Linked DNA regions of Homo sapiens: all the other regions are linked to region 2. A link is an interaction called in ENCODE POLR2A ChIA-PET data of the cell type or tissue named here. Cell type or tissue: OCI-LY7. All regions are shown on one strand.

What was found. ChIA-PET counts read pairs that join two places held together with the same protein. Peaks named below come from ENCODE experiments on the same cell type or tissue, not always from the same donor. Only the 100,000 strongest peaks of a DNase experiment are listed, where the experiment ranks them.
Region 1: POLR2A ChIA-PET joins it to region 2 with 5 read pairs; 1 of 35 experiments calls an interaction of 5 or more read pairs at or near these places.
Region 3: POLR2A ChIA-PET joins it to region 2 with 5 read pairs; 10 of 35 experiments call an interaction of 5 or more read pairs at or near these places.

The regions. Positions count from the first base shown.
Region 1 is chr19:15,455,636-15,458,135 of GRCh38, reverse strand. It overlaps RASAL3 (RAS protein activator like 3), which reads left to right. Exons shown (of 18, transcript NM_022904.3): 9 at 302-844; 10 at 1,490-1,634; 11 at 1,888-2,032. Among named protein-coding and RNA genes, the nearest start is that of WIZ, 6.9 kb to the right of the region's middle. In OCI-LY7, no CTCF peak of the experiment used is centred here; a DNase peak (open chromatin) is centred at 1,115.
Region 2 is chr19:17,188,700-17,191,199 of GRCh38, reverse strand. It overlaps MYO9B (myosin IXB), which reads right to left. Exons shown (of 40, transcript NM_004145.4): 20 at 1-103. Among named protein-coding and RNA genes, the nearest start is that of USE1, 25 kb to the left of the region's middle. In OCI-LY7, no CTCF peak of the experiment used is centred here; a DNase peak (open chromatin) is centred at 1,059; H3K4me3 peaks cover 359 bases; H3K27ac peaks cover 1,946 bases.
Region 3 is chr19:17,275,795-17,278,294 of GRCh38, reverse strand. It overlaps BABAM1 (BRISC and BRCA1 A complex member 1), which reads right to left. Exons shown (of 9, transcript NM_014173.4): 6 at 2,470-2,494; 7 at 1,671-1,800; 8 at 1,386-1,472. Among named protein-coding and RNA genes, the nearest start is that of ANKLE1, 4.9 kb to the left of the region's middle. In OCI-LY7, no CTCF peak of the experiment used is centred here; no DNase peak of the experiment used is centred here.

The DNA.
Region 1 (2,500 bases), 1.7 Mb after region 2:
TGTCCACTCCCGGCCCCATATGCACCCAAAGCCCTGCCTGCCAGGCAATCGCGAAGTCTTTACTCCAGTACTACTCTTGTATGCCCTGGAGCCCCCAACTCTCCCGGAGAGCCCAGAAAAGCTAGAAGACTTCCGCGTAACCGCCTCCGGACTCCCGTGGCTCCACTTCTTTCCCCAAAGGCCCAGCAATCTCCCTAGGGACCCGACGCAACAGGTTTGAGGCTCCACGCTTCACTTGCGGTGCCTTCTTTGGGGTGCCAACAAACCAAAACGCTTCCCCCCATCCCACTCCCATCTGCAGGACAACGTGGAGCGGGAAGAGACATGGCTGAGCGTGTGGGTGCACGAAGCGAAGGGGCTTCCCCGAGCAGCGGCGGGGGCACCCGGCGTGCGCGCCGAGCTGTGGCTGGATGGCGCGCTGCTGGCACGCACGGCGCCTCGGGCCGGCCCAGGCCAGCTCTTCTGGGCCGAGCGCTTCCACTTCGAGGCGCTGCCACCGGCACGTCGCCTGTCGCTGCGGCTGCGCGGCTTGGGCCCGGGAAGCGCGGTGCTGGGCCGCGTGGCCCTGGCGCTGGAGGAGCTGGACGCCCCACGCGCGCCTGCCGCCGGTCTGGAGCGCTGGTTCCCGCTGCTCGGGGCGCCGGCGGGCGCAGCGCTGCGGGCGCGGATTCGGGCGCGTCGCCTGCGCGTGCTGCCGTCCGAGCGCTACAAGGAGCTGGCGGAGTTCCTCACCTTCCACTATGCGCGCCTCTGCGGGGCCCTGGAGCCCGCGCTGCCTGCGCAGGCCAAGGAGGAGCTGGCGGCAGCCATGGTGCGCGTGCTGCGGGCCACCGGCCGGGCGCAGGTGCGGCACCGCGACAGCGCGGACCGGGGCTACCAGGGGTAGACCGATAACGCGCTTCGGGCAGGAGTTGGGGCGCAGGACCTGAGTTGCACCTGTAATGGGGGAGACACCTTGAAGGGGTGTGAGGGGCGTGGTCCAAGTGTCACCTGTAAGCGGCGGGGCACCTAGAAGGGCGGGGCACCTAGAAGGGCGGGGCCTGAACATCACCCGTAAGGGGCGGGGCACCTTGAAGGGCGGGACCTGAGCGTCAGCTGTGAGGGGCTGGGGCTGAGCTGCACCTGTAAGGGGCGGGGCACCTTGAAGGACTGGGCCTGAGCTTCAGCTGTGAGGGGCGGGGCCTAATTATCACCCATAAGGGGCGGGACACCTTGAAGAGCGGAGCCTAAGCTTCAGCTGCGACAGGGGCCTGAGCATCACGCGTGAGGGGCGGGGCCCAGGTTGCACCTCAGCGCTGAAAGGCTTAAATTTCTGCTGTGAGGGTTAGAGGTTCCGGCCTCGGTTATGAGCCCCAGCAGTAAGGACTGGGCCTAAGCATCAGCTACAAGGGGCGGGGCCTGTGCCTCTGGTGTGAGGGACCAGCCAAGGATCCGAATTCCCTTGGACTCTGTCTGCATCTGGTGCAACCTGACCTCCTGCCCTTCCTAGGCGCTGGTGACTGACCTGGGCACTGCGGAGCTGGCGCGCTGTGGAGGCCGTGAGGCGCTGCTGTTCCGGGAAAACACATTGGCCACCAAGGCTATCGATGAGTACATGAAGCTCGTGGCACAGGATTACCTCCAGGAGACCCTGGGTGAGCTGGGGGAGAGTCCATGTCAGCGGCCTGCTGGTGAGCTAGGGGACCTGGGTGAAGTTCTAAGAGTCCTTGAGCAACCTGGATTCTGGTAGTGAGTGGTGTTTTGGGGGTGCTAGGATCCTGGGGACAATTGGGAGCTCCCCAAGATGTTGGGTGCCTCCGGAATAACCTGAAGACAAGGTTGGAGGATGGGTGTGGCAGGTTTTGGTGGTCATGGCCCCAGCCCCTATCTGGCTGTGCTGGGCTGCAGGACAGGTTGTGCGGCGTCTCTGTGCTTCTACTGAGGACTGTGAAGTGGACCCCAGCAAATGTCCAGCCTCGGAGCTGCCAGAGCACCAGGCCAGACTTCGGAACAGCTGCGAGGAGGTCTTCGAAACCATTATCCATTCCTACGAGTGAGAATCAGGGCCCCAGCAGCTTAGCCCACCCCTGCTTACCATGCTAGCCCCGACCTCCAGTTTAGGGTGGCCAGATAAAATACAGGAGACACTCAGTTAAATTTGATGCAATAATTGGGACCATGCTTATACTAAAAAATTACTCATTTGAACCAGGCATGGTGACTCACGCCCGTAATCCCAATGCTTTAGGAGGCCGAGACAAGAGGATTGCTTGAGCCCAGGAGTTCAAGGCCAGTCTGGGCAACATAGCAAGACTCCATCTCTCCAAAAAGCTTTTTAAAAATGAGCTAGGCATGGTGGCACACACCTGTATTCCCAGCCGAGGCTGGAGGATCGCTTGAGCGCAGGATTCAAGGCTGCAGTGAGCTATGATCATGCCACAGCACCCCAGCCTGGTTGACAGAGACCCTGTCCCAAATAAAAGTAAAAATATAAATAAAAATCACTCCGTTATCTGAAATT
Region 2 (2,500 bases):
AGTTCCTCTTGTCTATCTTCATTTTCTCCAGGAGGGTGGAGATGACCTCCCTGCAGGGCTGGGCATCCTTGGGCAGGAGCACCTGGAACTGCTCGGTGAAATCCTAGGTTATTTGGGTGGAGAAAGGAAAATCTAGGTGAGTGTTCTGGCCAGCGATGAGGAGACAGAGATCTGGTGACCCTGGTTAAGGTGAAGCTGGGTTTGACAGGAATGGTAATGACAAATCTAAAATTTCAGGCTTTCAGAAATAGTCTGGGCCGGGTGTGGTGGCTCACACCTGTACTCCCAGCACTTTGGGAGGCCGAGGTGTGTGGATCACCTGAGGTCAGGAGTTCGAGACCAGCTTGGCCAACATGGTGAAACCCCATCTCTACTTAGCCGGGCATGGTGGCAGACACCTGTAGTCCCAGCTACTTGGGAGGCTGAGGCAGGAGAATCACTTGAACCTGGGAGGCGGAGGTTGCAGTGAGCCAAGATTGCGCCATTGTAATCCAGCCTGGGCGACAGAGAGAGACTCCGTCTTAAGAAAAAAAAAAGAAATAGTCTGTTTTTTTTTTTTTTTGAGACGGGGTCTCACTTTGTTACCCAGGCTGGAGTGCAGTGGTGTGATCTCAGCTCACTGCAGCCTTGACCTCCTGGGCTCAAGTGAGCCTCCTGCCTCAGTCTCCCTGGAAGCTGGGACTACGGCACATAGTCCTGTAGCCACCATGCCCAGCTAATTAAAAAAATATTTTTGTAGGGACAGGGTTTTGCCATGTTGCCAAGGCTGGTATCGAACTCCTGAGCTCAACCAATGAGACCAGCCTGGCCAACATGGCAAAACCCTGTCTCTACCAAAATTAGCCAGGAATGGTGGCAGGCGCCTGTAACCCCATGTACTGGAGAGGCTGAGGAAGGAGAATCACTTGAACCCGGGAGATGGAGGTTGGAGTGAGCCGAGATCACACCACTGTACTCCAGCCTGGGCGACAGAGCAAGGCTCTGCACCACCCCCATCACACACACAAAAAACCAAAGAAATGGGTTCTCAGCTGGGTGCAGTGGTAAATGGGTCACGTGACCCAAAGTGCTAGGATTGCAGGTGTGAGCCACCATGCCAGGTCAACAGTCTGTAATCTTTTTTTTTTTTTTTTTTGAGACGGAGTCTTGTTTTGCCGCCCAGGCTGGGCTGCAGTGGCACAATCTTGGCTCACTGCAAGCTCCTCCTCCCGGGTTCACACCATTCTCCTGCCTCAGCCTCCCGAGTAGCTGGGACTACAGGCACCCGCCACCTCTCCCGGCTAATTTTTAAATTTTTTTTAGTAGAGACGGGGTTTCACCGTGGTAGCCAGGATGGTCTCGATCTCCTGACCTCGTGATCCGCCCGCCTCAGGCTCCCAAAGTGCTGGGATTACAAGCATGAGCCACTGCGCCCAGCCAACAGTCTGTAATCTTAAGAAAGACCACTGCAGATACAAGGTCCTAGATCTTTTAGATGGTCGAGGTGGCTGGGAACCACAGTCACCCTTGCAATGGGGCTTACAGTCTAGGACTTGTGGGGGAGTTAGATTGTAGCTGGAGGAACATGTTTTTTTTTGAGACGGAGTCTTGCCCAGGCTGGAGTGCAGTGGTGCAAACATGGCTTACTGCACCTTCAACCTCCCAGACTCAAGCAATCCTCCTGCCTCAGCCCCGCAAGTAGCTGGAAGTACATTGCATGCCAGCACGCCTGGCTTTTGTATTTTTATGTGGAGACGGGGTTTCACCATGTTGCCTAGACTGATTTTAAGCTCCTGAGCTCAAGCAATCTGCCTGCCTTGCCCTCCCAAAGTGCTAATTACAGGCATGAGCCACCACACTGGGCCTCTAGTTTTGTTTTGTTTTGTTTTGTTTTAAGACAGGGTCTTGCTCTGCCATCCAGGCTGGAATGCAGTGGCTCAGTCATAACTCACTGTAGCCTCAAACTACTTGGGTTCAAGTGATCTTCTCACCTCAGCCTCCTGAGTAGCTGGGACCACAGGTGCATACCACCTTGTCTGGCTAATTTTTTTTTTTTTTTGAGGCAGAGTTTTGCTCTTGTTGGCCAGGCTGCAGTGCAATGGCGTGATCTCGGCTTATTGCAACCTCCATCTCCCGGGTTCAAGCAATTCTCCTGCCTCAGCCTCCCAAGTAGCTGAGGTTACAGGTGTGCCCCACCATGCCTGGCTAATTTTTTTTTTTTTTTTTTGTATTTTTAGTAGAGACGGGGTTTCACCATGTTGGTCAGGCTGGTAACGAACTCCTGATCTCAAGTGATCCACCTGCCTTGGCCTCCCAAAATGCTGGAATTATAGGTGTGAGCCACTGTGCCCAGCTGATTTTTAAATTTTTTGCAGAGATGGGGTCTCACTATGTTGTCCAGGCTGGTCTCAAACTCCTAGGCTCAATTGATCCTCCTGCATTGGCCTCCCAAAGTGTTGGGATTACAGGCGTGTGCCACTACACCCGCCCAGAACATTTCTTTTGAGTAAATTATTATTTC
Region 3 (2,500 bases), 87 kb before region 2:
CACAGTCAGATACAGACACATTCTCCTGGCCCCCACTTTGATCCTTCTTGAAAAACAGGGAGGGCTTCTCAAGAGGAGGGACTTTTTATTTTACTTATTTTATTTTTTTAATTTTTTTTTTGAGACAGGGTTTCGCTGTTGTTCCCAGGCTGGAGTGCAACGGCACGATCTCGGCTCACCGCAACCTCTGCCTCCCGGGTTCAAGCGATTCTCCTGCCTCAGCCTCCTGAGTAGATGGGATTATAGGTATGTGCCACCACGCCTGGTTAATTTTGTATTTTTAGTAGAGACAGGGTTTCTCCATGTTGGTCAGGCTGGTCCGAACTCCCAACTCAAGTGAGTCACCCGCCTCGGCTTCCCAAAGTGCTGGGATTACAGGTGTGAGCCACCACACCTGGCCGTATTTTTATTTTTTGACACAGGGTCTCCGCCCTGTCACCCAGGCTGGAGTGCAGTGGCTTCATCACAGCTCACTACAATCTCCACCTTTCGAGCTCTAGCGAGCCTCCTGTCTCAGCCTCCCGAGCAGCTGGGACCACAGGCGTACACCACCACGCCTGGCTAGAGGGGGGACTTTTGATTTGGGTACTGAGATATAAGGAGGAGCTGGTCTCAATTCCCTGTTCATAGTTGGGTAAACTGAGGCTCAGAGAAGTAAGTAGTCCACTCGAGGTCCCACAGCTAATTCAGGTCTGGGATGTGAAGGCCCAGCAGGGCCTGGGGAGTCCAAGAGGGATGGATGCTCCAGGCTGAGGGTGCAGCGAGGTCAAAGGCAGGAAGAAAGGGAAGAGGGAGCGGGTCGTGGTGGCTCACACCTGTAATCCCAGCGCTTTGGGAGGCTGAAGCAGGCAGATCACCTGAGATCAGGAGTTCAAGACCAGTCTGGCCAACATGGTGAAACCCCGTCTCTACTAAAAATACAAAAATTAACCTGGTATGATGGCAGGTACCTGTAACCCCAGCTACTCGGGAGGCTGACACAGGAGAATTGCTTGAACCCGGGAGGCAGAGGTTGCAGTGAGCCGAGATCATGCCACTACACTCCAGCCTGGGAGACAGAGGGAGACTCTGTCTCAAAAAAAAAAAAAAAAAGAAGAAGAAAGAAAAGCAAGCAAGCAAGCAAGAAAGAAAGGAACGCAGGGAACGTTGGAGATGGGGGAGGCAGGACTCAACATGTTGCCTGGACCATCGTCCCAATGGCTGCCACCCCATCAGTCACAGCAGACAACTGGGAAACGGCTGTTCAATGACCAATGCCATGACCTACCCCAACCAGGGTTCCAGGGGTATCAAATGGAGGTAGAGACCCCCAGACCCAGTGCAGGTGTGTTCCAAGACATCCTGTCCACACCCGCCTGCTACTCACACCTGCTGCAGCCTCTCACCTTCCAACTCATCTCCTCCTCCTTCTCCTCAGTGCCATTGTGGATGTAAACAACGTCAAAGAAGAAATATGGGCACTGGAACATTTTCTGCAGGGGAAGTAAAGAACACCAGCCTCTGGGGCTTGGGTCACCCCGTGCCCCATGACTATAGCTCCCCCATTTCTGCCTCAGACTCTGGGAACTTACCTCTAGGCACCCCAGCCTCTGTGGTTGGAAGTCCCTCCTGGTGTCTAACCACCATCCTCATGGCTGCAGGCACCCCTCCCTCTCCCAGGCCTCACCCACCTTCATGGGCTCCGTCAAGGAGAACTGGGGCTGGCAAGGTGGACGGCTGTAGACAAGGATGGTGCGGACCACATATGGCGGGGGAATCGTCTGCACGTTCTCTGTGACCGGAAGCTCAGTTTTCTGCTGGCTGCATACCCGGGAGGAGGGAGCAGTCAGAGCAGCCTGTGGGGGTCTGCCCCTCTTATCACCCTGAGAGAGACCCCAGATGCTCACCGGGCAGGTGAGGCCCCACTGATGTCTCCCAAGTTCACTGCTGCCTGTGAGGCATCCCATAAGCGGTTCCCTCTGCCCTGAGCATGTTCCCAGCCCCACCCCTCTAAGTGCAATGGTGAGATCTCGGCTCACTGCAACCTCTACCTCCCAGGTTCAAGCGATTCTCCTGCCTCGGCCTCTCAAGTAGCTGGGATTACAGGTGGCCAGCTAATTTTTGTATTTTTAGTAGAGACGCGGTTTCACCATGTTGGGCAGGCTGGTCTCAAACTCCTGACCTCAGGTGATCTGCCCGCCTCGGCCTCCCAAAGTGCTGAGATTACAGGCCTGAGCCACTGGGCCCGGCCACCCTCAGTGTCCTGAACATCCCCCATCACTGCCGTCAGCTGGAGCTGCCTAGCAGCATGTGCATCTCCACCAGCCCCCATGCTCCCAAGACACACATAAATGAGGAATTGCTCGGGGCGAGGTAGGAAGGGAGGAGGCTTTAAGGCTCCCTAGATTACTTCTGTGCCGTTTGGAGCTTTTTCCCAGAAGTGACCCTTCTCTTTGAAGGTGAATAAGAATTTCCCCACAGGGGACTTACATGAGGCTGAAAAGTCCTTCCAGATCTGGTG